Linked DNA regions of Mus musculus: regions 2, 3, 4, 5, 6 and 7 are each linked to region 1. A link is a loop called in an ENCODE intact Hi-C map of the cell type or tissue named here. Cell type or tissue: heart. All regions are shown on one strand.

Region 1 (4,000 bases):
TTCACGAGATGCAAGAAACGAAATTCTTTACATGAGATCCTCCGCATCTAGTGCTGGCAGACATTGGGTGTGGTACCAGCTGGAGACTTTGGCTGCCAATTGTCAAGTCAGGCTTACAAAAATGCTGTTTAAAGGCAAGCTCACACACAAGCCCCACAGTCCACGATCCTGGATCCTGGAAGGAGAAGTGCAGAGGCAGAACCAGAGGCTCCGAGTGGGAAAGCAACTTGTATAAAGCTGCCAAGCTAGGAGGCTTGGTCTGTGGATGACCATGTGGGAGGGGAAGGTCTGTGGATGGGGGAGCCCCCACTCAGCTCCTCTTCCAGGACAGTGCTGAGGAAACTGCTAGAACTTAAGGTAACTCCCAGCACTCCTGGCCAGAGCTACTCCCAAGCCCCAAGCCCCAGAATGGAGCCTGCTAAACTCCTTTTGGCAGTATGCCGTCCCAGCTCCACAGTCAGCAATGGACCACCAAGGCTGGGGCTGCTCTGTCTAATTAACCTAAATAATGAGGTTTCCTGTGGTTCAAGTACCACTCGGGCCACAGGTCCCACTGCTACCCAGGACCAGCTCTAGGAGAGCAAGATGGGGTGAATTCACCTCCGCAGGTGCAGAGAAGGGAGGGGCCATGTAGCTCCCTCTCATTCAGATCAGGTAGGCAGGTCCTGGGGTGTGGCTGCTGGGTAACTCTTGTACCTCACAGCCAGTGACTATCCTATGTTCAGTGAAGCAAGGAAGGCTTTGTAACCCGGCCCGTGGGGCTTACAGACCCCTTAGGTCCTCAGCCACTCCTTCCCCATGTTGTGATAATCCCAACTAGTCGTCAGAATTCCACAGCCCTGCCGTTGTTCAAAACATCACAGACCCCTGAACAAGCAAATGTTATTAGAGAATTCACTAGAAACGATAAAATTGACCATCAGACAGAGGAGGGGAGTAGAGGAGGGGAGAAGAGAATAACTACCGTCTAATGGATGCTATTTGGCCATAGGCAGACTTCTTCGGGTGGAGGGACCAGCAGACAGGAGGGGAGGGGGTTCTTGTCCAGAGACTCCAAAGAACCGCAAGGCCTCAGGGCCGCTGTCCCTGGAGGAAGGAGGACGGAAACCTGGCCTGGGCGTCAGCAAGGCCCCTACCATGGTTGCAAAGGAGATTGGCTTTTCTTCAGTCATAGGAATGGGTTTTTGTTGCCAACACGCGGTGGCCTTTGGCAGTCAGCCCCTGTCGAATTTCCTGCCGGTCCATCCTTCCAGCAAATGGTTGTGGGGCACCTACTGTGTGCTAGCCTTTCCCTTGGAGTCGCCCAAGCAACCACACAAAGCCAACGCGTCGGAGGGCACCTGCTGCCTCTCGCGCAGCGGGCCTGGGAACGCGAAGCCGCCAGGTGGCGCTCTGAACCCGCGCACCGGCCCAGCCAGCCGCGGGGGTCGCCCGCTCCGGCTGCAGGGGAGGAGCGGTCGGAGGCGGGGCTCACGCCGCAGGTTGTGTGACTTTGGGTTTGACCTGCCTGGAGATGAGCTAATCCCGCTGTATAATAGACTCCGGGGAGATAGGAAAATGGCCGCGCGCTATCTGCGTCGCCATGGGGACCATCGCCCGCGGGCGGGGCGCGGGCCTGGAAAAATACAGCCTTTGTGGCGGCGCGTGTCACTCACGGCCGGGACCTCGGGCGGCGGGCTGGGCTGTGTTGCCCCAGCTGCAAGGCCTTGGCCGAGGGGCCCCAGAGCCAGCACCAGGACCCCTGGGCTGTCTCAAACTCCACAGTCACTTGCCCGGTGTCGCTCTCCAGCACTCCCCGACCGAGCGTACAGCCATCTCATCCTCACAGCCAATGTCCAACCCAGAGTCTGCACAACACAGGCTCAATCAAGGCCCGAAAAAAAAAAAAAAAAAACCGGTCCTTACCTTCGCGCATCTCTCTGCACACCTAGTCGTTCTGGGTCCACACTGTCCCACAGACCCGTGCGTGTTCCAAAGGCCTGAGTCCCCGGCACAAACGTCAGCTACCGCTTCCATCCAGCAGCTTTAGGAAGACACCTTGTGGAGTGCAGCCTGCAAAGTGCTACACATACTTGGAGTGGCTTCGAACCCCTCTGTTCCGCACCCTCAAACAACATCCTCCAAGGCTAGGTACTTGTAGGCCCTCAAAGTAAATTGTCTCGTGCACTCGGCGCACATTAGCCGCATGCTTCCCACGAGGCCACGTGCAGCAACCCTACCCGCCAGCCTCTTGGTGGCCTCTGCTCTGGCACTCGCCACAACACTCACCATGCATGTGCGCAGGGTCTCGCACACGTGAACTTTCTCGAGGCACACTTACTCGCACACTCACATCCTTGCGTGCTCAGGGTCCACGCGCTGCCATACCCACGTGTTCCTCCAAACACACCAGGCAGAGCCGGGGCGCACACTCGCCCCGGCGAGCCCCCCGCGGACTTTATCAGCCTGCCCATCGGCGCGCGGATCTGTGGTGGTAAATGCTGCATTCGATGGCGGGCGCATTTGTTGTGTGCGCTCTGAAAGGGCTGCGATAATCTGGAAGGCAGAGATAAGAAACACCATTTATTCCGCGGCACTTTGGAAACAATTCCCAGCCCTGTACAACCCCATTCTCGGGCAGCCTCCGGGAGCCGGGCAGATAACGATTGGCTATTCATTATCTTCGCCGGGAACAAAGATTAGCCGGCCGAGATGAAAAATTACCCGGGACAGCGGCTCAGGCCCACTCAGACCCCCCTGCCCGTCTCCACCACCAGGCGATCCTTGCCCTGTCCGGGGTCCCAGCCCTAGCTCATGCCTTGCCGGGTCTCCAAGGACCTAGCTTCCCTTCAGCCAGGCCAGCTAGGCCTCTACATCTTTGGTCCTTACATTTCCCTCAGACCTGCTTTCTTTCCCTCCGCCCACGCCTCTCTGGGCCCTTCTCTCCTTGCTCCTTGCTCCTTGCTCCTTGCTTTACTCATCTGTTTTCTTTAGTCCCTCTCCAGTCCGGCATCTCTTCCTATGTCCATGCCTCTCACTGGCTGATACTTTCTTCGCCTTTATGCCCACCTCTCTGATTCATTCTGACACTTGCTAATTGTTTATTTCAGCCTAAGTACCCCAGTCCCTAGGCCCATCCTGCCAGCACTTCTGCCCCTTTGCGTGACTACACTAAAAAAATAAAATAAAATAATAATAAATCTGTTCCCAGGACCCCCTGCTTCTTGTTTCTCCCCTTTTCTCTAGAGCTTTCTGTCACTGTGACTCCAATTCACTCCATCCCAAGTTCTGGGCCTCATACTGCCTGCCTTCAGAAGATCAGATTGAGTGGCTCCTGTCTCTCTAGTCAGCCCAGTCCAGGGAAAAGAGAGGACTGATTGTCTCAGCTGCAGTTCCTAGGACCTTCCTCTATGAAACAAGGCAGACCTAAAAATAAATAAATAAATAAATAAATAAATAAATAAATAAATAAGGGTCTCTGGGGACACAGGCTCTACCAGGTCTCTAGTGGATTGGCTCAGTGCTCCAGGTCTGGCTGACCATATCCCTACCCAATAGGAAGGGGGCCTGGGAGCTGGTGGTCCCAGCGAGGCCACCTCATTAGAACGGTTATTCAGCATGGCCCTGGTAATAGCAGATAAGGCTTATCAGCTCATCTCCCCCTCCCACAGACATACAGAAAGTGCCAGAGTAAATGGCACCCCGGGGCTCCCCTGGCTGCCTGCCCTGATGGTTAGGGAAGGTGCGGCTGGCTAGGGAGCCTGCAGGGTACACATACTGTCTCCACACCCCTCCCCTTCCAGACATAGAGTAACCCTGGCTACAGAAACACAGATCCAGGATGGAAGGATGGTCAGAGGTGCCCACCCCTCAAGCATGGCCACAACCATCAAGCTCCCCCCCAAAAAAAACCATCAGTGTCAACCAAAGCAATAGCTCCGCAGACATATGTTTGCCCCCATCTACCTTCAGCTCCAAGTTAGACATCAACACCTGCCATTAAGACAAGCTAGCCCCGAGT
Region 2 (4,000 bases), 310 kb after region 1:
AGGACAGAAGCGGTGGAGGTGCTGCTGGGTTGAGGACAGTCCCTGCCATCCCTGCAGTCCCTTGCACCTGCTCTCCAGAGCTTTTAGTGAGCACTAGGACTGTGGCCTTGTGTTTTCTAACCACGGCCCCCCACTCCTGCCGCTCCTCCCTCTTCTGGGGTGTGACAGTACTAGGGGAGGGGACAGCAGTGCTCTGATGGGAGGGAGATGGTCTGGCTAGGTAGCCAGGTTTGGTTATTTTAATTTTCCTCCCTTTCCCCAGCAAGGCCTGTGATTATTACATTAATCTTACAGGCGAAGTTTTTATGGCCCATCCCTTGTAGACTATGAGAAGTTTCTCCATCCATTGCCAGGCAGGGAGCAGACCCTGGTGGGGAGGAAGTATTTGTTACATCTTATCAGGCTGACACACAATCTAACAACAATTACAGCAGCCCCATTTTTCCCACTAGTTCAGCTCCAGCTTGAAAAATTGTTGTAATATTAAAGTCAGGCAGGATGGGGGCTGGTCACAGGAGGTGGCCACTATCCCAGCTCTGGGCCAGGCTCCTGGGAGCCTCTCCTTGAGCTCTTTGGTGGCTGCTCATTCCAGGTGCGGTGCCTTCTCCCAAAGCCAAGGCACTTCCTGGCCTCTGCTTTGCAGATACCTTACCCCTTCAACCCTAGCCCTTACCCTGGCCAACCCTAGACTGCCTCAGAGAATACTCGGGGTTTAAGAAGGGACAGCTTGCTTTCTCACACCAGAAGGTGGTAGGTCAACATGCCTAAGTATGGTAGCTAAGAAATGGAATTGCAGGCAGAGGGCGGGACTTACACCTTGTAGCCATCCATCTCCCTGACCCTGGGCCAGCCCTGATTGGGTCGCTGGCCACATGTCTGAAAGGCCCTGTCTTTGAGTGAGGAGCAGCAGCCAAGCTGGGATGTGAAACTCTCTGAGGCCACAGGCACTATGTGACTAGGGTTCAGATCAGAATGACCAGTTCCTGGCTCTTGTTGCTAGAGGTCAGAGTTTGTGAAACAGGCGCAAGCTGAGGTCTAGCCCTCCACGTTTGAATGCAGTTCTGTTTGTGCTCCATGCAGAAACAGGTCCTGCTATCCCCTGGAAAGGAGTAATGGTATTACCTAGTATCAGCCAGACAAGCCAGCTCTCCCATGGGACCCTGAGAGGTACACACCGTCCTCCCATCCCAAGAAGCAAGTGACCTGGGGATGCGGGTGACCTGCGGCAGGGCCCGGCAATGGAAGGCGCGGGCTGGCAGGGCTGGCAATCGCCCGCTGGTCCTGTCGCCCTCCCCGTCACTCGGCACCATGCGGTGATTAATGGCCGGGCCGAGCGCGCGTGCGGCCGTCAGCGCGATGGATGTGGCTGTCAGGCCGAGCGTCCGCGCTGACCCCCGGCCCCGGCCCGCGCGATCAATGGGCGGCGTGCGACGGGCGAAGGCTGGGCTGGCGCGATAAGATGGGCCGATGCGCGCCCGCCGATTGCCCGCTCCGTCACCCGCCGTCACCGGCGCCGTCACGCCGCCCGCGCGCGGGTCGGCGCCGTCAGCACGCGTGATTAATGGGGACGCGGGCGGGAGGTGCGGCCCAGACCCTTGCAAATACCCGCGGACCCCCGAGTGGCGTGGCTCGCAGCGCCCCCGTGTGGCTAGACACGCAGTCTGGGGGTGGAGGATGCTTGTGGGAAAACAATTGGGGTAGGCACATGGAGTTTGGCTTTATTATTATTACTATTATTATTGTTGTTGTTGAGCTTGGCGTCATCATCATCATCATCAAGTAGACCTGAACTCTCTATATAGACCAGGTGGCCTCGAACACAGGTTCCTCTGCCTGCCTCTTCCTTCCTAGTGCTGGGCTTATAGTGTACCCTTGGCAGGATAAAGTTTTGAGTGGATAGTTTTGTGTTAATTCTGAGCAGGGTGCAGAATTTGGACTGAATCAAAGGAGTATGCATGATAGTGTGTTCCACTTCGTGGTCCCTCTGTGCAAGCCACTTTACACTCAGTGTATTTCCTAGCTAGAGATGGCAGAGATTAGGAGGAAGGGGAGACTAGAGATGGGGAGGAAGGTGCTGTCAGTCTCAGGTTCAGCCTCTGCATTTCATAATGGCTGACCCTGTTCCCTCATCCTGAGTGATGTAGGAATGCCTGCATATCCTTGCTTAGAGTTCTGGTTTGCTTGTATTCTCTTTTAAAGCTTATATTCACAGAGTAAAATCCCTAAGCCACAAGTAGGCCACTGTGAGTGCTGACAAAGAGAATCTTCCTAACCCCTTGAGCAGAAGGAATAACGTCTACTCACTTCCTCCTTGGGCCCTAGCAACAAACTAAAGTCCACTAAAGACCAGGGACTTCCTTGGTCTTACAGAGCAAAGGGTAGAGTATGGGTGACCTTAAAGCAGCCACAATGGAAATGTGCACCTGGCAGGGATGGTGACTCCTCATGGCTGTATAGATGGAGCCTCTTCCCTAATACCTTCCCACCTGTTTTCTAGCCCCTCTTGGAGGCCCCGATGCCAAGTCAGTAGAATTAGGGCAGGATGACATTCAACTTATTGGGTCGGTTGGCTGAGTACCCAGGGGAGGGGGCCTATGACATTCTCTGGCCTCCCCTTGAAAGAAGGAAGGTCACCAGTCAACAATCCCACCCGTGAAGATCCTGGGCAAGTGGGTCCAGCCCAACTGAAGATGGAGGCAGTTTGTCTTGGAGGCAGTCTCGGACAACAGCTGCTTCTGGCCCACTTCGTTCAGAACAGTGTATGGCTATCCACCATCTACTTATTCATGACTGCTCATGTTTGCTTGGGCTCTCCCATTTCCCATGCATGTAAGACTAGGAGAGGACATGAACATTTAGTTCCAAAGGGATTGCTAGAGCTTTCCAAATGCATTGTCATGTCCTTGCCCACTGCCCCCCATCCGGTGTCTGTCATGCTCTGTCTCAATCTGTTTGTGTGTGTGTATGCACATATAAGGGGGAGGGGAATACAGGTTCTCACTGTGTAGTGTAGTCTGGGCTGACCTGGAACTAAGACCAGCCTGCCTCTCCATCTGGAGCAGCGGGATTAACAGTGTACATCACCACACCAGGCTCCTCCTTGCCTACTCTGAACACGAACAGTAATGGACACAATTGCTTTTGGTATTTCCCTCCAATGTATCTTAGGGACTTTTCTGATGTAGTCCACACCCATACTCTCCACTATAGTGACAGTAGCCGGGGCTGGCCCAAAACTGTCACCCCTCTGATGGGTTGTGGGTGTTTTTAAATCTCCCTGAGGTGGGCTTTGAAGGATGTACAGGAGGGGAATACAGGTGATGGGCTTGGTAAACACTGTGGAAATTTATTGGGGGTATAAACTCCCAAGGTGGATTCTGCTTCCATTCCCACAAAGCTATTTGCTGGTACAATGCAATACCAGATGAACTTATCTCAGGTTTCAGCAAGAAGGGTGCGGGTACTGCCAGCTAAGGCACGCCTGTAGCAGTCCAGATCAGGGACTGGCACACCTAAGTCCAGGCTGGGTTTTTGCAGCACTCTTCCCCAGGGTCTGATCCACCCATGGAACAGAGATTAAACTCCTTGGTCTTCCCTACTTTCCTGAAGCTGTCGTCCAATCCAGCTAGGGCAGGCTGGGATGCAGGGAGGCAGTGGGAAGGAGAGCAGCATATAGGAACAGGGTTACAGGGAGCATGGGAACCTGGCTTATCAACTATTTGTCTCATTGCAGCTTAAGAGTTTATTCTGGCTCAGTCCGTGGTGGCAGGAAGTCAAGGCAGCCGAGTTGGAAGCCGTCGGTCAAGCTGCATCGTCATATGGCCGCCCCTGATATTCTAGCTTTCTCTTTTATCAGTCCAGGACCCAGCCAGTGAGATAATGAAGCCCATATTTAGAGCGGGTTTTCCTATCTCAACCTAACGAAGAAAACTTCACAGGTATGAAGATGTGGATCTCATCTACTTTTTTACTGGCATTACCACCTGTCAAGCTCACAGGC
Region 3 (4,000 bases), 240 kb after region 1:
ATGTGATCACAGGATGGCTTGCCCAACATTCCCACTTAAGGTCTTTGGGCTTCATGTGCATAATTTGATATAATTCACTGTCTATACACCTCTTAGCTCCCTATGAAGATCTAGAAGCAGACCTGTCTTCCCTACCCTCCTAACAGAATGCAATGCTTAAGGCACAACATGCAAAGCTTATGGAGTGGGACAAACACAAGAAAGTCGACTGACCTCAAGACCCAAACAGAAAACTGTCTCAAAATTTCACCACAAGCAATGCTTACGGAGGGAACTCTACTATAAGGGAACTCGTCAGAACAATGACTCTATCTACATTCCAGACAGAACAGCACCCAGACCATTCTCTCAGAGATACACTCTATCTCTGTCAGCATGTGTCTCTGGTGCACCCACATATTGCTTGTTACAGGGGTCTCACTCATTTTGCTCCCTCTGAGCTGACAGAGACGGAACAAACACACAGCCTAGCTGGAAGTGACCACCTAGAACATGGGTCTCATTCCTAATTGCTAGCCCTACTATGGAAGTGAAAGGACGAAGCCACCCAGAGCCACACAAAAACAACTTCTCATCCCTGACAAATGAGCTTCTTTTGTAAACGAAAGGCTCCAGCATTTTTCAAAAATTCTGTTCCTAGAAAAAAATGTTTGGTGAGCCTCTTTTACAAACCTGATGCAGCAAAACCTTTCTTTTAGACTCAGACCTAACTAGAAGTCATGTGGGTCACAGAAAAACCTGTGAGTGGCCACCCACTAACACTGCACTCAGTGCTGTGACATTCACATTTAAACTAGAAGTCATAGATCAATTAAAGACCACAGGGGATGTCATATCCCTCCTCAACTACTTATGTGGCACCACTCTTACAGACATACTCCCTTTGGATTACATAAGACTAGAAGAAGACGTCTGATTCTATACAGGGCTCAGCCTGGAACTGCCTGTCTCCTTGATTGCTGTCAGGGGACTGAAGTGGTGGACAGCCCTTTGCATCTGGGTCTCACTATGCTTTGTTGTGAGATGATCAAGGCATCAAGTAAATGAGCAATATGGGAAGACCTGGCTTGTCTCCAGTCAAAAATGCTATCCTTGTCTCTATCCTCCTGTCTTATAGCACCCACTACTCCTGACACTCAAGCTGGTCAAGCCTCGGCTCTGTGCATGAGCTTTAAGAGCATGCTCCTGATACAGTCGTCCTATGCAAGACAACTGCCTCCACCTGGGGTGCACGGGCAGCTCAAAAGCCCAGGTGGTTCCCATGGGGATGCCAAGACAAGCTATGGCCATCCTATGCCTTTCCTCCTTTTGTTTCCTCAAGCTGCTGCCATCTGTAGCATTTCATCAGTGAGTGACACCAACATCCTAAAAACACCTGAGATCAGGAGGTGACTGAGGACAGGAAGGGGCTCCCAGTTCTGTAGCAGCTGAAATCTGGTGGGGGCAAGAACTGCATTCCAGCATGTGTCCTGCTGGTCCAAAGGTTTCAGCAGAAGAGTACCATGGAAGAACTGAAAACGGGAAAATCATTATTTAAAAAAAAAAAAGGCATAGTCAATCAATCCCGGGACACCAGGATGCAGGGGAGCCACCTTACAGAATGCAGGGAGCCACCTTACAGAATGCAGGGAGCCACCTTACAGAATGCAGGGAGCCACCTTACAGAATGCAGGGAGCCACCTTACAGAATGCAGGGAGCCACCTTACGGGGGAAGGCAGAATAAAAGAAACAGGGCGGACTGCTGACGTACACACCTTCAAACGCTTCAAAAGTTAAGGCAGATAAGCTTTACATTGATGTGAAAAGGGGAGAAAATACATTTGACCTCTTGCTCCAAACAAAAATCTGCCCATCTGGTTTTTAATTAGGAAGCCGGTGTTTTGCTTCTGTGACACTGTGTAACCTCTGCTAGTGTTGTACAAGACTTGCAACCATATTTTCATTGATTTAAAAAAAAATTAAAAATAAACATTGAAAGAAACAATATTTTTCTTTTTAGGAAAAAGAAGGCTAACAAGCAGCAAAGTTTTGAAGGAGTTGTGTATTTAAAGGCATATATGAGAACTCATCACAACCTTGACTTACAGTTTATTTTGTCTTGACTACATCTGAGGTCATTCTAACTCTGCTGACCTGTGAACCAGCACATGATCGCCCGTCTGAGACTGCAAGCAAACACTGCCCTCTTGTGCACCAACAGCTCTAATCAGCACAGGGTGTGTCTACCCACACCTAGTGGATGGCGGCGTACTGAGTAGAGCTGGGTCTCCCAGCCTAGGGACTTGTCAGGAAAAGGATGACACACATCTGTTACCAGAGTGTTTGCTGTGCATCCCCAGATTGCCTTCTGAGGCAGATTTTGAGATAAGAAGAAGGAAGCTCCAACTGGAGAAATCAGACCTAATGCAATAGATTCTCATGGTTCCTAGAAAACACTCACTCTTCAAAAAGCTGCTGGTTATCATGGGAACTTTTATTATGCACTTTAAAAAACTTTGAGAAATGATTGATGAACTTGCAATAATAAGTAAGTAGCACTTCCATTTACTTAAGAAGTCTGCACAAGGGAAGGAAACCCATTAGGTTCCAGAGGAGAAAAGAATCCCTCAGGTTACAGTTGCTCTAGTGACTCCCCCAAAGCAGACACAATCACTTCCTGGAGACCAAGCTGGAATCTCAAGAGAGCTCTGAAGTCAGTTACTATTCCCCTGTTTTAAGGAAAGGGAACTAGGGATGTGGCTCAGAGGCGGGGCGTTTGCCAGATCCTAGGTTCAATTCCCAATACGGCAACAAAAATAACACAAAGAACTTAAGAAAAGGGCAGAAGACACCTGTGCTAATTTAAAGCCAGTAACTCCTGCTCAGCAGCAAGCTCAGGGGAACAAGCTTCTCTGAAGTCAGTTTGCAGTTCTGTTCCAAACAACAGATCATCAGAACGTCAGCACCCACTCTTCCACCTCACGGGCACAGCTTGGAGACCAAACCATAGCAACCTCAGTTCTCCTGAAAAGGCAAAATCTGTCCCTTCCTGACCCTGTGTGTTATCTTTCACCCAGGACATCCTGCAGGAGGGGTGGTGGGAACATCAAGGGCAGTATGCTCAAGGAGACTAGCAAAGTATGGCCAGCTCCGTGACTGGATGGATGCCTTACTTGACATCTCTACTGTCCACTCAGGACTGCTATCTTCCCACCCTGTAACTGGAGCCTGAGATGCCAGTGTGCCAGTGTACCACTGGTCACACTACAGAACAGTGGAACTGGCTAACTACTGCCATGCCAGAATTGCCTGCCAACCCTATTTCCACCTCAGCCCATTGCTCTACTACAGGAAAGTAGTACAGAGTGTTCCCAGTACACAGGAGGCCTGAGATTCGATTCTCCAATACTACAATAAAAACATTAAAATTTTAAGAAAAGGGCAGGAAACACCCACATGAATCTGAGGCCTGGTAACAGAAACCGGCAGGACTAAGGACACATAAAAGCCAGTAAAGAAAACCTGGTATGGCCAACCACCTGTAGAGGGCTAGTGTGAATGTCTCTCTGTGTCCATGGATCACAATATACCATTGCTTGTCCTCCAGCAAAACCAGGGCTAACAGAATCCAAGTGTGCATATCTGTCCAAAGATAGCCATGACTGCCTACCACCCCCTCTCCCCATTACAGACCAGCCCAACCTGCCCTCCTCAGAGCCACTGCAGGCGCTGCTCCTCTGACATGTAGTATCCATCCCCAACTCACCAGTCACAGGCCCCACACTTTTCCAGAATTTACTTTCAATCCTACTGCCTCAGGAAGGTGTAAGGGAGATACCCCAAAGCCAACAGTCCTGTACTGTCCTTGGTACTGACCATAACTCACAATCTTTATGGTTTTGTTACTTCCTAATACCTGCCTCCCACCTGTCTGGGAGGCTAGGGTAACTTCTGCCTTCCTTGCATGCAGATCTCTTAGGGACTGCTAAATGAACTTGATAACATGATGATGAAACTCTT
Region 4 (4,000 bases), 300 kb after region 1:
TGTGAAGCATGAAGTCTCTGTGATCTTGGAGGTCTCAGCTGGACGAGCAGCTGAGACGGTTCTTCCAGATCCCAAGAGCAGCTGTGTCTGGATTTTGCCTGGCTTTGTGTGGCTGATGAGACAGGGTTTCACTGGTTAGTCTAGGATCACCTTGACTAAGAGATGCTGCATTTCCTCCTCAGCCTTCCTAGTTCTGGGGTCACAGGTGTGTGTGCTGCATGCAGCAGCAACCACTGTAGTCTTTTGCCCTGAATTTGCTCTTTGTTCTCAGGCAATTCTTACTGGTAGATTTGGTAGAAGAGGTAGCAACTCCAGCAGATCTTACAGTTCTGTTTATGACCAGACCCTACTGCTGCGGTTAAGACTGGGCTGTGACTCGTGGTGGCCTATTTGACTATGGATAACATCTTGTAAGGCCTGAAACCATCTTCCTGTTTGGAGAGGACTGAGACTGCGTGTGATTGAAGGCAACGTCACACAGGGCCATAAGACAGGGTCATTCACAGAGCACAACATAGGAATATTTGCATATGAAAACTCCTGTCGTCCCAGGCTCCCAAATCTGCTAGACTTGAGTTCTAGTGGGAGCTGGACATCGGGTTGGGAGGATGAGCAATAAGGCAGGGTGGGGCGTGTGAGGAGGTCATGGCCTTCCTGTGCACAACCCACTTGGGGTTAGCCAAACAACTTTAGGGAAAGCTGCCAGTTCTGTGGCCTTTAGGTGTGTTTGTTCCTGTTTTAGATGATGTAACTGAAGCTGGAATGGGGCCAGGGCCTGCTGGGGCCTCACAGTTGGGGAAACAGGTGTAGGGTGGGTTTGGGTGGAAGTCCGAGCTCAGAGCGGGAGCTATTTGCTGGTGCTGACCCTGCCATCCCACATCTAGATAAACTTCGAGGGGAGATCAACAAAGTGGTGAACAAATACATTGACCAGGGTGTGGCCGAGCTGGTCCCTGGAGTGCTTTTTGTCGATGAGGTCCACATGCTGGATATCGAGTGCTTTACCTACCTGCACCGAGCCCTGGAGTCCTCCATCGCCCCCATTGTCATCTTTGCATCCAACCGAGGCAACTGTGTCATCAGGTAGGGCCTCACGCCTGCTCCAAGGCTTCCCACCTTCCTTCTGAACGAGTGTTCTCCTTGGTTCGCATGCCTGCATGCCATGAGGCAGATGGGGAAGAAGCAAGGATGTGTCTTGGGTTGTTCTGATGAGGAAGGTCTTCCCAGGGGTCTTTTGGGCTATGGAGTGTGCGAAGTAATGGTCGCATAGGGGCTGGTCTTTAGTGGGATGTCATGAGCTAGCTAACTTCCTGTCTCCTGCAGAGGGATAGGTATTGCTAGCTTCACTTCAGGTGAGGGAACTGAATGGTGTAACTCTTCCCACCCCAGACCTTTCTTGAGAGGTTCAGTAGAGCCCTGGAGAGTGGGTCTTCGTACAGTCTCTCCTGTGTTAATACAGCCCCAATGCTGGGGTGGAGGGGTTTTCCAGACTCACTTTTTCCTAAGTACTCTGAGCCTGAGCTGCAGAGAATGTACCAGCTTTTGTCTGAGGCCCATGTCAGGTTCTCATGTGCGGTTTTAGTGCCCTAGAGGTTTTCTGTGGTCCTGTGGGACAGTCAGGGCTGGTCTCTGCAGTGCTGGGATGTAAAGGGCTTCTTTTCAAGCCCACAGCTGTTCCAAGAGACAGTGCCCTGGGGCTGTGTGATCTTGACAGTGGTCACTGGAGACACTATGGTCCTATGGCCCTCGAGTATTCAGGACAGCCGAAGCCACCCAGACTGCTGGCTTGCCTGTCCATGATGGTGGACCATATAGAATGCCACTGGCCCTTGCTGGAGAAACTTAGTCTACACACTGAGATTGTCCACACCGGGTGCTGGTGGCCCTGGGGAGTAAGTAGTCTGGTATTTGCTGTGAGCGTAGTGCATTACAACAGCAGCCACCCTCAGTTGTGTCCCCTATGCACTCTAGTTGGGATATGTTTATGGTTCAAGTGTAGATGGTGGCATTGTGTGTTCTGGCACCCCGTGATGCCATCTGGATAGGAACATATCACAGGTGTGTCCTGTAGTCTTGGGGAAGCTGCTGTGCCAGGTCCAGGCCGGCTGCTGGGGAGACTCAGGGCCCCCAGTCAGCGTCTATAGACTCCATGTGGGCCTGGCTCCGGAAGCCTGGCACCTGTGGCTCTGCTGGACACTTGCTTTCTTGCACAGCTTCATCTGGGCTCAGTATGGACACATGGTGCCCCCTGCTGGGAGCTCTGCCAACAGAGCTAACTGAAACCAGCGGGTGCCAACAGAGGCTGGCAGCTCTTGGACCCCGTTGCCAGGGCTTTCTCAAGAGGAAGGAGCCCTTGATCCCAGCCTGCTTGTGAGAACCAAGCTCTAGCCAGCTGCATGAACTCTACAGAGTGGGTTGGTGCTGAGTACCAGCTCCGTCGTGCTGACATCATCCGCAGGAGACCCACCACACTGCTGCTCCCATTGACTTGGGCAAGCAGGGCCTGGGCTCTCACCACGTAGGCATGTGGCTTGGATTTGGGTGAAGACTGAGCTCCAGAGTACACTAGTGTGGTTAGGATGCTAAAAGTCAGAACTTTAGGAATATCTACACAGTGTGACAATCTGTAACAAGTCGTCATAGCCTTCTCCCTGGAGGAGCTGCCAACCTCTTGCACCATCAGCATTATATCTGACATGTTGAGGGCTTGCTCCTTGTCAGGGTTCTAAAGTCTGTATGAGCCCCTATGGAGTGGTGTCAGGACACCCTGCCACCCAAGGACAGATGAGGCTGTCTCCCGGTGGTAGACTGCAAGCCGCAAGGGCTGCCACTTAGCTTGCTGGAAAGCCCACATGATGCCCTCAACCCAGCTGGGCAGTGAGTAGGTATAAAGTGTTGCATGGCATGGTGCAGAGCTGGCCTCAGGGGACACTAGGCTCCCTAGGTTGACCTTAGACGTCTAATCTTCCTGCTTTTCAACTTGTGGGGTTACAGATGTGCCCAGTTTCTGTTTTGCTTGTTTGCCTTTACTCTTGAGTAGTAAATTATTATGTACATCAATAATGTTTGAACATTACATGAATGTATTTGAGTATTTTCTACTATTCTTTGGGTAGTCTTAATCAATTTTTTTGGCAGTCTTTTGACACAGTTTAAAATTTTTATTCAAAACTCTTAATCTTTAGGGTAGGAGTTCAGCTCAGTGGAGCACTTACCTTGCATGTATAAGTCCTTGGTCTTCAGCCCCTGCCCCCAGGAACAAATTCCAGGCTACTTTGAAGTGCAGTCTGCCTGCTTTGTGCTTTGTTCTTACATAAGGAGCACTGTCTAACCTGAGACCACAGGCACATGCCTTTGTTTTCTCCCAAGAATTTATAATTCGGCTCTGGGTTTGTAAGTCAATTGGGATTAATTTTGAGCATGGTCAAAGAAGGGCCGATTCTACATCTAGACATAGATATAGATGTCCAGCTGTCATAGAGCCATTTGTTGAGATGACTGTCCTTGCATGCATTTGTATGCACCACATATGTGTGTACAAGTGCCATGGAGGTCAGAGGATGTTGGATCCCCTGGGACAGTTACAGGAGGTTGTGAGTCCCTGGTAGTGGTGCTGGAAACCTAACTTGGGTCCTCTGGAAGAGCAGTAGGATCTTTTACTTAGCGAGCCTCTCCTCAGCCCAGAATGACCATTTTTCTTACCAAGTTGCATTGCAGCCAAGCATACGGCTGCCCTTTAGAAATGTCTCATTGTGTCTACTGGGCCAGCCAGGCTCAGGCACGTGTCAGGGAACTGCCCATTAAATTGCCCAGGTGTTTACCACATTCTTAGTTGTCTCTGTCATTATGGATTACAGAGAGTAGCAGGCACTGATCCTCCATCAAGTGCATTGTTACCTGTGAACATTTGGTGATATCTGTAGACGGTTTTATTTCTCATGACTCAATGCTGTGGGTGTCACACAGCATCTCACAGTGCATACGACAGCCTCTGACAGAA
Region 5 (4,000 bases), 130 kb after region 1:
AGAGTCCAGGGCCAAGGCTGCAAGTGGCAGCCCTGTCACTCACTACCCCAGGGGCTGGGGAGCTGAAGTCTTCCTTGGCCAGGAACAGATACTTTTCAGCTTAACAGACACAGCCCCTGCTTATGGCAGGACGGAGAAAAGTAGGAGAACCAGTGTCTTCCCCAGCTCAGATTAGAGACACTGAGGTGAGCTCTAATTTTGTCATCCTGCTTACAGGCTCAGCACACCAAGTCCAAGGTTATGGGTTACTCATGGCTCTGCTTCCTAGGCTCTCAAGCACAGTGGCCAGAGGCATGGAGATAATGGTGGCACCTGCTTTTCTTCCTGAGAACTGCAGAGCAGACAGGCCCCTCCTTCTGTTCTGTTATGACTTCATTAAACTGCACAGGGTGTGTGTGACTAGAAAACAACCAATCCTCTGTTGTTTTCTACTTCCTTTCTCAAGTATGTTGACTTTAAATGGATGGATGGTGTAAAAACCTGAAAAGGATGGCACATGAGTAGAACCCCAGAATGTGGAGGTGGCATCTCAGCAAGTCAGGCTAGGCCAGGTAGGGAAGTCAGACAGGATGAGGCCCAGGGCAGCTGCCAGGCTGTCCTGAGAAAAGCCTGAGAGGAGCAGATACTTCTCTGGCTGGAAGCAAAGCTCTCTGTTGGTCCTGATGGGTCTTATCTCCTTGCAACTGGCCACTTGTGTTTTTTTCTAACTCTACTTTAGGTCTCTTAAAACCTGAGCATCCATTTGAACCTTACGGCTGGAGAGTCACAATAACTTCTGGCTGGAACCAATAGCTACTGGCAGCTTTTTATAAATCCATCTACAGCCACTCACTGGTTATATAACCCATGCACATATCCTCTATGAACCTCAGTTTCTCCTTTTGCTACATAGTGGGTATGGAGGTTATCTGCATGGACCCAGACAGATGATCGCTAAGGGCCCTCCTTCCTTTCCGCATCCTGTATGTTGACCCTTGCCCTTTAATGCTGCTGCTGGGCTTTCCCATCTCTTTACTTGTAGTTCCCAGCCAGGATCTCCATCCCTTTCTTCTTGCCCTGTTCCCTGATTAGCTGCTAAGCCCCACCATGTGATACTAGGCCCACTCTGTCAACCTTACCTCTCTCTACTTGTGATGGCTACCACCTGGAATTCCGGTTCTCTGCAAACCTTGGACTAAGACAATCCCAACAATAAGTGAAAAGCTGTTATACAATCTCCCATGACCAGACCTGGTTCAGTCCTTGGTGAGTACTTGTGAGAAAGTGATAGAAAGAAAAAACCCAAATGCTGCATAGCCTGGTTCCCAGGTAAAGGCAGACTGTTCTTGAGCTCCTGGGCACAAGCCCCCAGCTGACATCTGTCAGAATGGCCCATCCATAACCACTGACAGGCCAAGGGAGCTCAGAAGAACAAAACAAAAGCTAGGCCTCTCTGCTTTCCTAGCTACCTACAGAGCCTATGCAGGCAGCGTGTGCCACAAACAGTTAAGGAATTAAGCTACTTGCTCCATCTAACCCCAGACAACAGTTTAATCTGCCACAGAGCCAGTGAGTTTGAATAGCATGGTGTGTCATGCACTCCTACAGTGGGAGTCACACAGGGTCACTGGGTACATGTCTGCCGCACTAACCAGTCCAGGGGTAGGTAGGAGAGAAGCATGGTCCCGTCAACAGGGCAAGGCCAGCTGCTGTCAGTGCAGCTCTGTTCGTTAGAGGAGACCCAGGGTGATGTGCAAGGCCAGGTTTTCAGCCAAGCTGCCATGGCTGCACTTACAGAGTGGGGACTCTTCTCAGCCTGACCCTTCCTATTAGATCCTCTGTGGCGCAGATACAGCATACTTCCTGCCTGTCCTAACTGCACATGAAACTCAGCCATGTCTCAGGGCGGGTTTCTAGTCGCTGGTGTGGGGGTAACGTAACAGAAAGAAGACTCTCTGTTACGAACGAAAACCCAGGGCACGGCCAATAAAGCAGCCATGTAGCCTGTGGGAACCAGGCCTGACTTTCAATGAACTTCCTTCGACTAAGCCCTGAGTCCTTCCTTCTCATATAAACCTTAATATATGACCACAGAGAAGAAGCCAAGAAAAAGCCTTGGCCACTCCTCAGCCCCAGGGAGCCACGCCTTTTCTTTACCTGCAGCACACTGTCTTGGCCCCAAGAGTAAGGGACTCTGGACTGGATTTCATTTTTCTCCAAGTCTCTGGCTCCATCTACTGTCTCTGAACGCGACACAGAACTGAGGCTAGAAACACTGTCCGGAGTGCTCTAGAGCTGAGGTAAAGCTTGGAGGGCAGCACAGGAGACGCCTGCATGTGGCCAAGCTACATTCCAGGCAGCAGATCCGCCCCCACTCGAGGAGCCTGGGAGGGTTGCAAGGTACTGGCCAGAAGGCTGTTTGCTTGACCTTTGAGCCCACTGCAGTCTGCTTCCAATTAAGCACAAAATAAGTCTAGTTACCAGGTTACATTATGTGCCATAGTTCACCTCAAAAGCCAGAAATACAGGGTGACCTGGAATCCACCCACAGTGCTATGGCTGCTGCTAACAGAAACAACAAATAAAGACTTGGGAATTAGGGACCCCTGAGGTAAGTGTGAATCATAGCTTAGCAAATCACTGCTTCAACTGTGTTACCTTGGGAGAGTCGCCATCCTGAGCCTTAGTTTCATTGCCTGTCAGAGAGTAAGAATTAACTAAAAGGCCGGTGTTATCCAAAGCAGGTGAGAAAACATGAAATAGGGAGCGCAAGTCCTGGCGACTCCAAAGGCTTTAAAACTACCCATCTTACAGACAGGAACACTTGGGAAAAGTGTGGGGGGACTTTAAAAACTGTATAGACAAAGAATTCCTTAAAGACCCGAGAGAAAGAGCCTAGAACCTGAGATGAGAAACTCCTCCTTAACCAGTTGCACAGGTAAAGGACCCCAGGGGCATCTGGGAAGTAGCAGTTCTCAGTGGAGAGCACCTAAGGTGGTGCTGATGGATCTCTGAGGAGAGGTTGTGAGACCCTCCCAGGGTAAGAAAGGGACATGAAGCCCAGGGAGGCAGAGTGAAGTGGAGGCATGGTGGCATATTCAGTCAGAATACAAATAATGGTAGGCTTGGCATCGTGTACAAAAGGGAATTGTTAAAGCCAACACTGCATAAACAAAATTTAAAAGGAAAAGCGGCAGATGAATGCCAGGCGTTGTTACATATAATCCAAGCACTTGTGAAGTAGAGGCAGGCATATCTTTGTGATTTTTGAGGCCATCTTGGCTACATAGTGAATTCCAGGGCATCCAGGGCTACATAATACAAACACATTTAAAAACAGACAACAGAAGCAGGGCAGTGGTGGGCACACACCTCTAGTCCAGCACTCAGGAGGCAGAGGTAGATCAGTCTAGTCTACACAGGGAGTTCCAACTTGATAATAGAGAAATCCTGTCTCAAAAAGACCAAAATAAAACAAAATAGACAACAGGCCATTTTTCAGGAAAACATGTTACCAAACTGATAGGAGGGACTGAAATAAAAAAGACCAGAGTACCACCCTTCCCTCCAATACTGAGTTCAGATGCTTGCAGAGACAAGCTCCCTTCCTCCTCTAAGGAGCAGACAAAACACAGAGGAAAGTGGGCAAGCTCTTCCTCTGAAGTCTTCTGTTCATATGACACCATAACTTGACAGAAGTGTCAACCATATATCTCAATTATGAATGCTAACATAAATATCTTAAAAGTATTCAAAATTACAATCCAAATATTAAAAAGAATGACAGGTAACTAAGCAGCATCTATTCTGTTATGCACTACTAGAGAACCCAGCACATTAGTAGAACAAAAGATTAAAAATCATCCTAAATAATATTATAAAGATTCCTGGTAAATTTCTATAGTGCTTGTTGACTTAAAAAATAAGTAGAAATTTTCCTTATTTCAAGGAAAAAGTTAAATGAGTCCAGAAACTAACATCTTGTTCTATAACCAGTCAGCACTGCAGTAAGAGAAAGGAA
Region 6 (4,000 bases), 53 kb after region 1:
GAAGAGGATAGATAGCCCTGTCTCCAGACAGTTACAGCTGAACCAGCTTGGAGCAAACCCAGTTCAAGGGAGCCTGGGAAATGGGGGCCAGGTAGACAGAGACAGACAAATGGATGGAAAGAGCAACAGAAAGCGCACGCAGGCGCTCGAGAGAGACGAGAGACGAGAGAGAGAGAGAGAGAGAGAGAGAGAGAGAGAGAGAGAGGTGGAGACCCAAATAGAAAAACAGGCTAGAGACCCTCCAAAACGTGCCCACATGCATCTCACAGATGCCCAGTGGTGCTCCCAGACCTGGACTCTGACAGTTCCACCAAGCCAGGAGGGTTCCAGCACACATTCACATGTGTGCGTGCATGTATTGTGACGTCTCTGAAAGGATGCTGCCAGGGGAGCTCTCTCCACTCTGTGTGCCTGGCTGTGCATACTGTGGATACAGGGCAATGGCTGCCAGTAGCCTCCAGGGCTGCTGTGTTGCAGAATGTGCCTGGTCCATGCTCATGCCTGGGACCCCGTGTGAGCATGTGTGATGCGCTGGCATGCTGGCCCACTCGGTGGCACTCCAGGGCTGGCCTGGGCCTGGAAGGATTTCACCTAAGTGTCTCTTTCAGTCAGACTGTCCAGAGCCTCAGACCTGAACCCCAGAGCCAGGAGCCAGGCTGCCCATGTAAGGTGGGGGGAGGTGGGGGCCTTTGTCCCTTTCTGAAGTGACAAGAGACACACAAAAGGGCTTTTAATTAAATCAAAGGAGGGGGAAATGGGCCAGCCAGGCTGCTATTATGTTACCAAATGTGAAAATGAAAACTTATTTTAAAGCTCTGGTATTAATTTGAGATTATTCAGATAGTTAATTAAAAGTGCAGCATGTGTTAAATATTATTTCAACAGAGATTATCATCGGCCTCATGTAAGGCGATCTCGGGCCTGGGGAGCCCTACGCAAACGCTGGGCGCCGAGGGTGAGGCAGGCCCCACAGGGGAGCTGGTGGCAGGCAGCACACATTGAGGGACAGGGTTCCACAGGGTACAAAACTCAGTTCTTGCTCCTGGTAGGTGAACCTCAGCAAATCCCCAATTTTCAAGCTTTGGGGGCTCAGGAAACCGTCAGGTGGTGATTGGGCCAGTCAGCTGGCCAGCGTAAAAAAAAAACTCCCTAAATCCTCTTTGGGGACAGTAGCCACAGACTTGCACCTTGCAGGCTAGCACATTTGCAGGGGTGCAGGCCGGGGCATGGCAGGGATGAGCTCAGGGGTACATATATGGGCATATATATGCAGGGCATACAGGACCATGTGCAGAGACATGAGCTCAGGTGTTAGTGGGGGAGTGTGCGCAGGTATGGGACCGTGGGGGTGGGGGGTGTTTTTGGGCTGCATGTGAATGCAGGTTTCCTCCTCTGTTGCAGCCTTCCCTTGTGTACTCCTGACAGACAGCTTCCCACCTTGTCACCTGTGTCCTTGTGTTGCTCACCTGGCCTGGGCTGATGCTGTGTGCTCCTGTGTGCTGTGGGCAGGTTATACCTCTGCTTCCGAACAGCTGGCTGTGGTGGGACCATTCCATGGGAGGAAAACGGTCTCAGAGATGGGTCACTCAGGCCCAGGAATGAATCAGAGTGGAATTTTAAAATGTAAATAGCTACATTTTAAACAAACAGAAAGTGGATTTTAGCACAGGACATACACACACACACACACACACACACACACACACACACACACATGCATTTGTGCACCTTCTTTTTCTACTGGCCTCTGTGTCCAGCTATATGGGGCCCTAGCACTAGTGATTCCATGGGGACCCGGCAGGTCCCGGGCTGCTGCCAGAAGCTTGGTACCTTGAGTTCTTCCTGTTCTCCCCCACTCTGGCTCATGTCCCTGGTTCTTTACCCAGAGTCTCAGAGATATCCTTGGGCCCGCAGCCCTGTGCTCAGCTCTCCTCCGTGTCCCGCTTAACAATCCGGAGGCTGGGCCGTGCCTGCCCTCTGTCGGAGCCCAGGGGCAGGGCAGTGCAGGCGCTCACCACCCGACTGCCAGCTGTCCGTGCTCCACCGAATCCAGCAGCGAGCTGTGACTCGGTCACCAATGTGCTTAGACAGTTCCCGTGCTTCAGCTCGCTAGCTCTTACCCAACAGAAAGTGACTTGTGCCAACAGGTGCTCAAAGAGGGCCAGTGACCAGGACAGGGACACAAAAGGATTCTCGAGGAGGGAAGAAGGGAGGAGGGAGCACACAAATCTGGTGCACTTCTCTGAGCCTTATGGGGTCCGAGCCCTGGCTCTCTCCTTCTTCTTCTGTCCTTGTTGAGTCTCTGAGTGTTTCTGTCGTGTCCGGGGTTGCTGTGAGGATTAGACAGCTTGGGGCCAGGATCCGGTGGCTTCTTCTGCCCTGCCCAAGACTGACAAACAAAATCCATAGTCATCCCCAAGAAGATGGGGGTGAGGTGGGGCTTGCCATAGGAGGGGTGGAGTGGTGGGCACAGGGGTGACACCAATGTCAGGGAGGCCCAGGGGTTCCTCTGTGGCCAGCTATGTGTATCCATGTATCTGGGAGAACTGCAGCTCAGTGCAGGTGTGTGTGTGTTGGGGGGTGGGAGGCTCTGCAGCAGACCAGGGCAGGTGTGTGTGGGGGGGCTCTGCAGCAGGTCAGGGCAGGTGTGTGGGGCTCTGCAGCAGGCCAGGGCAGGTATGGGAGGCTCTGCAGCAGGCCAGGGCAGGTGTGGGGCTCTGTGTTTTTGTACAGCTGTGCCATTTTTCTCAGTAAGAATGATACAGATTTAAATAACCACAAAACAACCTTACTGCAAGACCAGCATTTCATTGTAGATGCCCAAGGCCTCATCTCTGGGAGCAGGGTGCCGCAAAGCCTCAGGTGCCAGGACTGTGTGAGCCCAGAACTAAGTGGTACAGGGTGGGGTGGGGGGTGGGGTACAGCACTGTGGTGTAGCCACCCAGCACAGGCTTAGACTGCCTCTGCCTGCCTGCAGCCATTGCTAGCCTGAGCCCCAAGCCTGGGTATCACAAACTCACCCTAGCTCAGCCAGCTCTGGATATATATATATATATATATATATATATATATACACTCTGGACAGATATATATATATATGCAGAGAGAGAGAGAGAGAGAGAGAGAGAGAGAGAGAGAGAGAGAGAGAGAGAGACTCACTGAAACTGGGGCTCCCTTACTTCACTAGACTGGATGGCCAGCAAGTTCCAAGGCTCCTTCTCTTTCTGTCTCTGCCCTCCCCAGCACTGGTGTTACAGGTACACGCTGCCTTGCCCATCTGTTTACCTGGGTACATGGAATCAGAACTTAGGTACTCACGGTTTCACCGCGAGCACTTTACTACGTCATTTCTCTACATCACACCTTTATGGTTAAATTATATTCCATTATGTGGATAGATTATATTTCATAAATCTACCTGCCTGTTAATGGATATATGGGGGCTGGCCTCCGGAGCTGGCTGTGAAAAACATTGCCATGATAGCCACATGTGAGTTTGTATGTGGATATGTTTTCAGTTCTCTTGGGTGTATACCTAAGACTAAGATTGTTAGGTTCTATGTTAATTTCTTTTCTTTGAAACAAGGCCTCCTCATTCTGTAGCCCAGACTGCCTTCAACCTCACAGGGCTGCTCCTCTCTCAGCCTCCTCAGCACAGGCCTCACAGGTGTGCACTAAGCCCGGTTCTTATTTCATTTTCTCCAGTGCCTGGAAGGAGCCCAGAACCTTGCTGGTCAGTGAGCTACACTCCAGCTCTGTTTTTGTTTTTGTTTTTCAAAGCTTTATTGAGACACCATTCCCATAATACTTTTCAGGGCCAGCAAGATGGCTCAGTGGGTAGGGTTGCTTGCTACCAAGTCGGACAGCCTGAGTTTGATCTCTGGGACTTACATTGTAAGGAGAGAATAAATAACCTGTAAGTTGTCTCCATGTACCTATACCATGGCACACTGTTGGGTGTGGACACACACACACACACACACACACACACACACACACA
Region 7 (4,000 bases), 66 kb before region 1:
TACCTACTTACACACACAGACACACACACACACACAGTGAGAGTATTACCTACTTACACACGTGCACGCGTGTGCACACACACACACAAGTATTTATGTGTGTCTGTCTGTCTGTGTGTACATTATGCTTAGCTCTAAGCCATTCTGTTATCAATGCAGGATTTCCACCACAGAGAAGATAGCAGCTGGACTCGTGGCCCCTGCTCCTGCCTTCCCACAACCACATTTAACTGGCTCTTCAGTGTTGAATAGCTAAAAGTTTTCCAACAGCCAGGGGAGTTGACATGGCTGTCGCCAAGCAGGCTAATGTGCCCACTGCTGACTAGGATGTCATTTCAGGCTGTCCCTGACTTTCAATAGTTTGTCTTAGGATGTTAAAATGACATGCATCCAGTAAAAAAATTAAATGCTTTGAGTTATGAATTTGGGTTTTTCTCCTGAACGAGCAGTGGTCCTCGATTTTGCTCTCCATGTTGTACAGTGGAAAGTGAATGACGTCCATTGGCCCTTTGATCAGGAGTGGTTCACTGTGGCGTGCTGTACCACTAAGTTATGATGCTCAATTGAAGTTGGGGGTGTCCAGTTCATTGTCACTTTGAATACCTTTTTTTTGGGGGGGGGGGAGTTAGGGACCTTGCCACGATGCCAGGGCCTTAAACTTCTGAGCTCTGGTTACATATACCCCAGCCCCATGATAAAGGTCTTTGATTTGCAATCTTACAGCTTCTCTTGGTCTGGGGACAGTACAGAGAGAGCCACAGTTCTGCTTAGACAATTGCGTGATGTTTGTGAAATTGATGTCACATCAGAGAAACCGCTGTGCTCCTACGCAGTTGTCTGTTTAGCTCTGTGGTGGCTTTTGAAAAGGGGAATCAAGTGCTGTCAGTCTTATGGTCATGTCAGGTCAGGGCATGAACAGACGTTTCAGTGGCAACCCTGCTACTTAGATGGGCCAGGGGACTGGACTGTGAATTTTTAAAGCTCATGGTTTCCCAGAGTGTGGCGAGGTGATCACAGGCGACCCAACATTGGCCTCTAGCCTTTCCAGGCTCAAGCTGGGAGAAGCACGTTGTGCAGGATGGGCGACCCAACTTTGGCCACTAGCTTTTCCATGCTCAGGCTGGGAGAAGCACAGTTTCACGTGTGCAGGATGGGCAGCTGGGAGCAGGAGCAGCTCAAGAAGGACCCCTAGTGGCAGCATCATGTAGTGCTGCTGTCTACCCTGGGGCCCCGGCTCAGGTCCCTGTTCCAGGGAACAGGTCAAAAGTTCTGAGCAGGGTTACCTTTTCCTGGGGACAACAGCCTGCAAGGCTTATGTTTCTTGGCAGCCTGCTGTCTGCAAGTGTCTTCCTGATTTCTGCCATTCCTGGGTGGTCGTTCCCTACACCGAGTTTCTCTGGAGGGTCCTGACCCTGCCTCCTCCCACATTCCCCATAGACCACCCTCAAACAGGCAGCCTGGCTACGCCTACTTCATCTCCCCGGGAATCCCTGGGCCACACATCCTGATGGGTCTTAGAACTCCAGGCTTCCTTGCCGCCCAGAAACCGCCCCTTTCTTGCTCAGTTGATGGCACCGCCTCTCCCATCAGCTTTTCTGCACACAGCTTCTACCTTCGCCCTCATGGGGGCAGCCACTGCTCAGGAAAAAGACTCTGCTGCAGACCTGGCGTTCCCTGTCCAGGCCAGCCTCAGGCCCCTGATCAGTAGTCAGGGGTGTGGTTCTACAAAGAGACTTTTACCTGACTCCACTTCCTTCTGTTCGCTGGCTCTGAGAGTCTGCAGGGCCAGTAAGCAGAACCACAGCCCCTTTTGGGGACCAGGAACCCCTGTTTGGCAAAGGGACTTAGAAAGCTCTGAGATCAGTCCCAGCCCTTCCCTCTAAGAGACAGAGAGCCTTCTAACAGGCTAAACAGTGGAGACCAAGACAAACTGCATCCAGATCAGTGGTGCTGCCTAGAAAGTGTAATAGCCTCATAGGTTAGCTCACGAAGCACGCACGGGTGAGACCTTGGCTTCCGCTCCTAGCATCACACTGCCCCCAGAAGTATGTGCAGTGACTTTGACAGGAACTCAAGGGCAAGAGAGAATCCAAACCCAAGTCCTTCTGAAAGTAAAGCTATATCTCTCATGAGTCATCTCAGACCGATCCCCTAACTCTCCCTCCCTGGGACCTCACAGTGCTAGAGGGAAGCCATGGCTTCCCCACCCCCACCTTATGCTCCACCTGCTTCCCAGCATGCCCTGCTCCCCATGCACAAGGCTGCCCAGCAGCCCCTTGAAGCTACACAGCCATCCTGAGAGCCCGAAGGTAAATTCTTTCCACATTCATTCGTCCACACCTACTCTGAACTGTCCTGAGCACGTGAGGCACTGCAGAGAATGTAGCAACAGCCATCTTTGTTTGCCAGAAGAGAAGTGACATGGAAAAGCCAGGGCAGCCATCAAGTAGATGGGAGACAGCCTTACAGTTTCTTGTTATGGAAACCGAGGAAAAATTATGCACCGGCTTCTGATGCCCCAAGTGCGCCCTGCCCTGCTCTGCCACTATGCTTGTAACCTGGAACAATTGGAGAGGTTCCAAAATGTCCCCCCCTCTGAGACGGACATGGTTAGGTCTGCTTTCCACGACTCCTACTGACCACAGCACAGCTAGGGTCTGCTGCACTAGGGAACTCGGGTTGCTTGTGGATAGTGTGTAACTTTAATTATTTCAAGCCTTATTTTGAATTATGGTTCTTAAATGCTTTAACCTCCCTTGTAGCCCACCATCCACCAAAGGTAGTGGGAAAGAAAGGATACGTGGGAAATGAACCTGTTTAGTAAGGTTCTTTGGAGCAACTCCTGTCTGTGTTGTCCGGAAATCGGCAGTTCGGTTCACAGGTCAGCAGTGGCAGCTTGGTCCACTTGCAAACACTGCACGGATATACCAGCAGTTCAGCTTGGTAGAGACGGGATAGCAAACACAAATCAGCAGTGGTGGCCCTACCTAGCAGAGACACCAGGCCTCAGCTGACTTGAGTCAGCAAAAGGGAGCAGGAGGAATGCCAGGAGAAGTTCTCTGCTGTCCCTCTCTCAGGGAAGCGAAGATCAGTGAAGATGTGAACCCCACAAGCATTGCACAGCTAGCTGTGTGAGCAAGCCCAGCTCAGCCTCAGTCTCTGTTCGTCGAGTCCTGTTTATATCCTCCAAACATCATGTGTCCTTCACGTGTCCTCAGCATGTGCATCTGTCTCAACTGACATCACTCTGCTAGTCAGCCCGAGTCTGCAAAAGTGGCATGTGTGTGTGTTTAGCAAAGAATCCTTCATCACATGCCCTTTCACGTGCTTGCTTTAGCAGAACATCCTTTCTCCTATGTCTGCTTCAGCGAAATATTCCTTCACGAGTCTGCCTTAGTCTTTCACCCTTGTCTACTTCAGGAAAACACTCCTTCATGTCTTTGCCCCAGAAAAACACCATTCAACACAAGTGACTCTACTCTTCAAAGAACCCTTAGGATTCCACTTCAGTTGTGCCTAGTGATAAGAAGTATGGAGAAAGAGGTGGGGCGGGGACAAAATGGGGACGAAGGAGGAGCTGGACGCTGATGCTGAGACATCCGATTCCTCCTGGGAGACACTTCTCCAGCCGTAATTGTGACATCAGAGCTTTGACTGGTGACTGGGGTCACCTGTGATGTGAGGGATGAAGACCACGGCGTCCTCAGTGTTGGTGCTTTCAGACAGCGGAGGCCATCTTGGTTATGCAAGCCACTAAGAAGAGACTGTAGTACCATTTCAGTCTCCGGGCTGCAACTCCCTCTGGAGTCTTAAGCAGGATCTGGCCCATGCTTTTAAAAAGTTGACGCTATGTGAAGGCTGGATGAACCAGGGTAGGCTGAAGCCAGAACATCCAGATAGAGCAGGTGGCTCAGAGGGCGGTGACGGTGGGAGCAGGGCTGAGGCAGGGGCTGGAGGAGATTCTAGCAGGGGTGTTCATGGGATATAGGGGGTAAGGATG

Evidence for each region. Hi-C counts contacts between places; a loop is a spot of excess contacts. Peaks named below come from ENCODE experiments on the same cell type or tissue, not always from the same donor. Only the 100,000 strongest peaks of a DNase experiment are listed, where the experiment ranks them.
Region 2: it touches region 1 in a loop (5-fold over the local background); 29 of 42 quality-filtered maps call a loop at or near these places.
Region 3: it touches region 1 in a loop (6-fold over the local background); 13 of 42 quality-filtered maps call a loop at or near these places.
Region 4: a loop joins it to region 1, with 3 times the contacts of the local background. A loop is called at or near these places in 20 of 42 quality-filtered maps.
Region 5: it touches region 1 in a loop (5-fold over the local background); 14 of 42 quality-filtered maps call a loop at or near these places.
Region 6: a loop joins it to region 1, with 7 times the contacts of the local background. A loop is called at or near these places in 12 of 42 quality-filtered maps.
Region 7: it touches region 1 in a loop (5-fold over the local background); 16 of 42 quality-filtered maps call a loop at or near these places.

The regions. Positions count from the first base shown.
Region 1 is chr6:88,188,255-88,192,254 of GRCm38, forward strand. It overlaps Gm38708 (a long non-coding RNA gene), which reads right to left. Exons shown (of 4, transcript XR_001785312.2): 2 at 1,906-3,405. Among named protein-coding and RNA genes, the nearest start is that of Gm38708, 7.1 kb to the right of the region's middle. RefSeq lists enhancers at 1,369-1,768, 3,528-3,759. In heart, no CTCF peak of the experiment used is centred here; DNase peaks (open chromatin) are centred at 1,507, 2,257 and 2,767; H3K4me3 peaks cover 2,072 bases; H3K27me3 peaks cover 3,824 bases.
Region 2 is chr6:88,498,735-88,502,734 of GRCm38, forward strand. No RefSeq gene overlaps it. Among named protein-coding and RNA genes, the nearest start is that of Gm46965, 9.1 kb to the left of the region's middle. In heart, a CTCF peak has its summit at 1,654 (motif pointing left); DNase peaks (open chromatin) are centred at 1,627 and 3,727; H3K4me3 peaks cover 1,357 bases; H3K27ac peaks cover 2,068 bases; H3K27me3 peaks cover 398 bases.
Region 3 is chr6:88,429,211-88,433,210 of GRCm38, forward strand. The region is part of intron 1 of Eefsec (eukaryotic elongation factor, selenocysteine-tRNA-specific); the gene reads right to left. Among named protein-coding and RNA genes, the nearest start is that of Eefsec, 15 kb to the right of the region's middle. In heart, a CTCF peak has its summit at 2,201 (motif pointing left); a DNase peak (open chromatin) is centred at 2,201.
Region 4 is chr6:88,484,829-88,488,828 of GRCm38, forward strand. It overlaps Ruvbl1 (RuvB-like protein 1), which reads left to right. Exons shown (of 11, transcript NM_019685.3): 8 at 885-1,083. Among named protein-coding and RNA genes, the nearest start is that of Gm46965, 4.8 kb to the right of the region's middle. In heart, a CTCF peak has its summit at 2,247 (motif pointing left); DNase peaks (open chromatin) are centred at 743 and 2,273.
Region 5 is chr6:88,319,788-88,323,787 of GRCm38, forward strand. All of the region lies in intron 4 of Eefsec (eukaryotic elongation factor, selenocysteine-tRNA-specific), which reads right to left. Among named protein-coding and RNA genes, the nearest start is that of Dnajb8, 100 kb to the left of the region's middle. In heart, a CTCF peak has its summit at 2,219 (motif pointing left); no DNase peak of the experiment used is centred here; H3K27ac peaks cover 316 bases.
Region 6 is chr6:88,240,798-88,244,797 of GRCm38, forward strand. No RefSeq gene overlaps it. Among named protein-coding and RNA genes, the nearest start is that of Dnajb8, 21 kb to the left of the region's middle. In heart, a CTCF peak has its summit at 1,993; a DNase peak (open chromatin) is centred at 1,983; H3K27me3 peaks cover 3,395 bases.
Region 7 is chr6:88,122,511-88,126,510 of GRCm38, forward strand. No RefSeq gene overlaps it. Among named protein-coding and RNA genes, the nearest start is that of Mir6376, 20 kb to the left of the region's middle. In heart, CTCF peaks have their summits at 1,241 and 1,615; a DNase peak (open chromatin) is centred at 1,591; H3K4me3 peaks cover 627 bases; H3K27ac peaks cover 552 bases; H3K27me3 peaks cover 1,528 bases.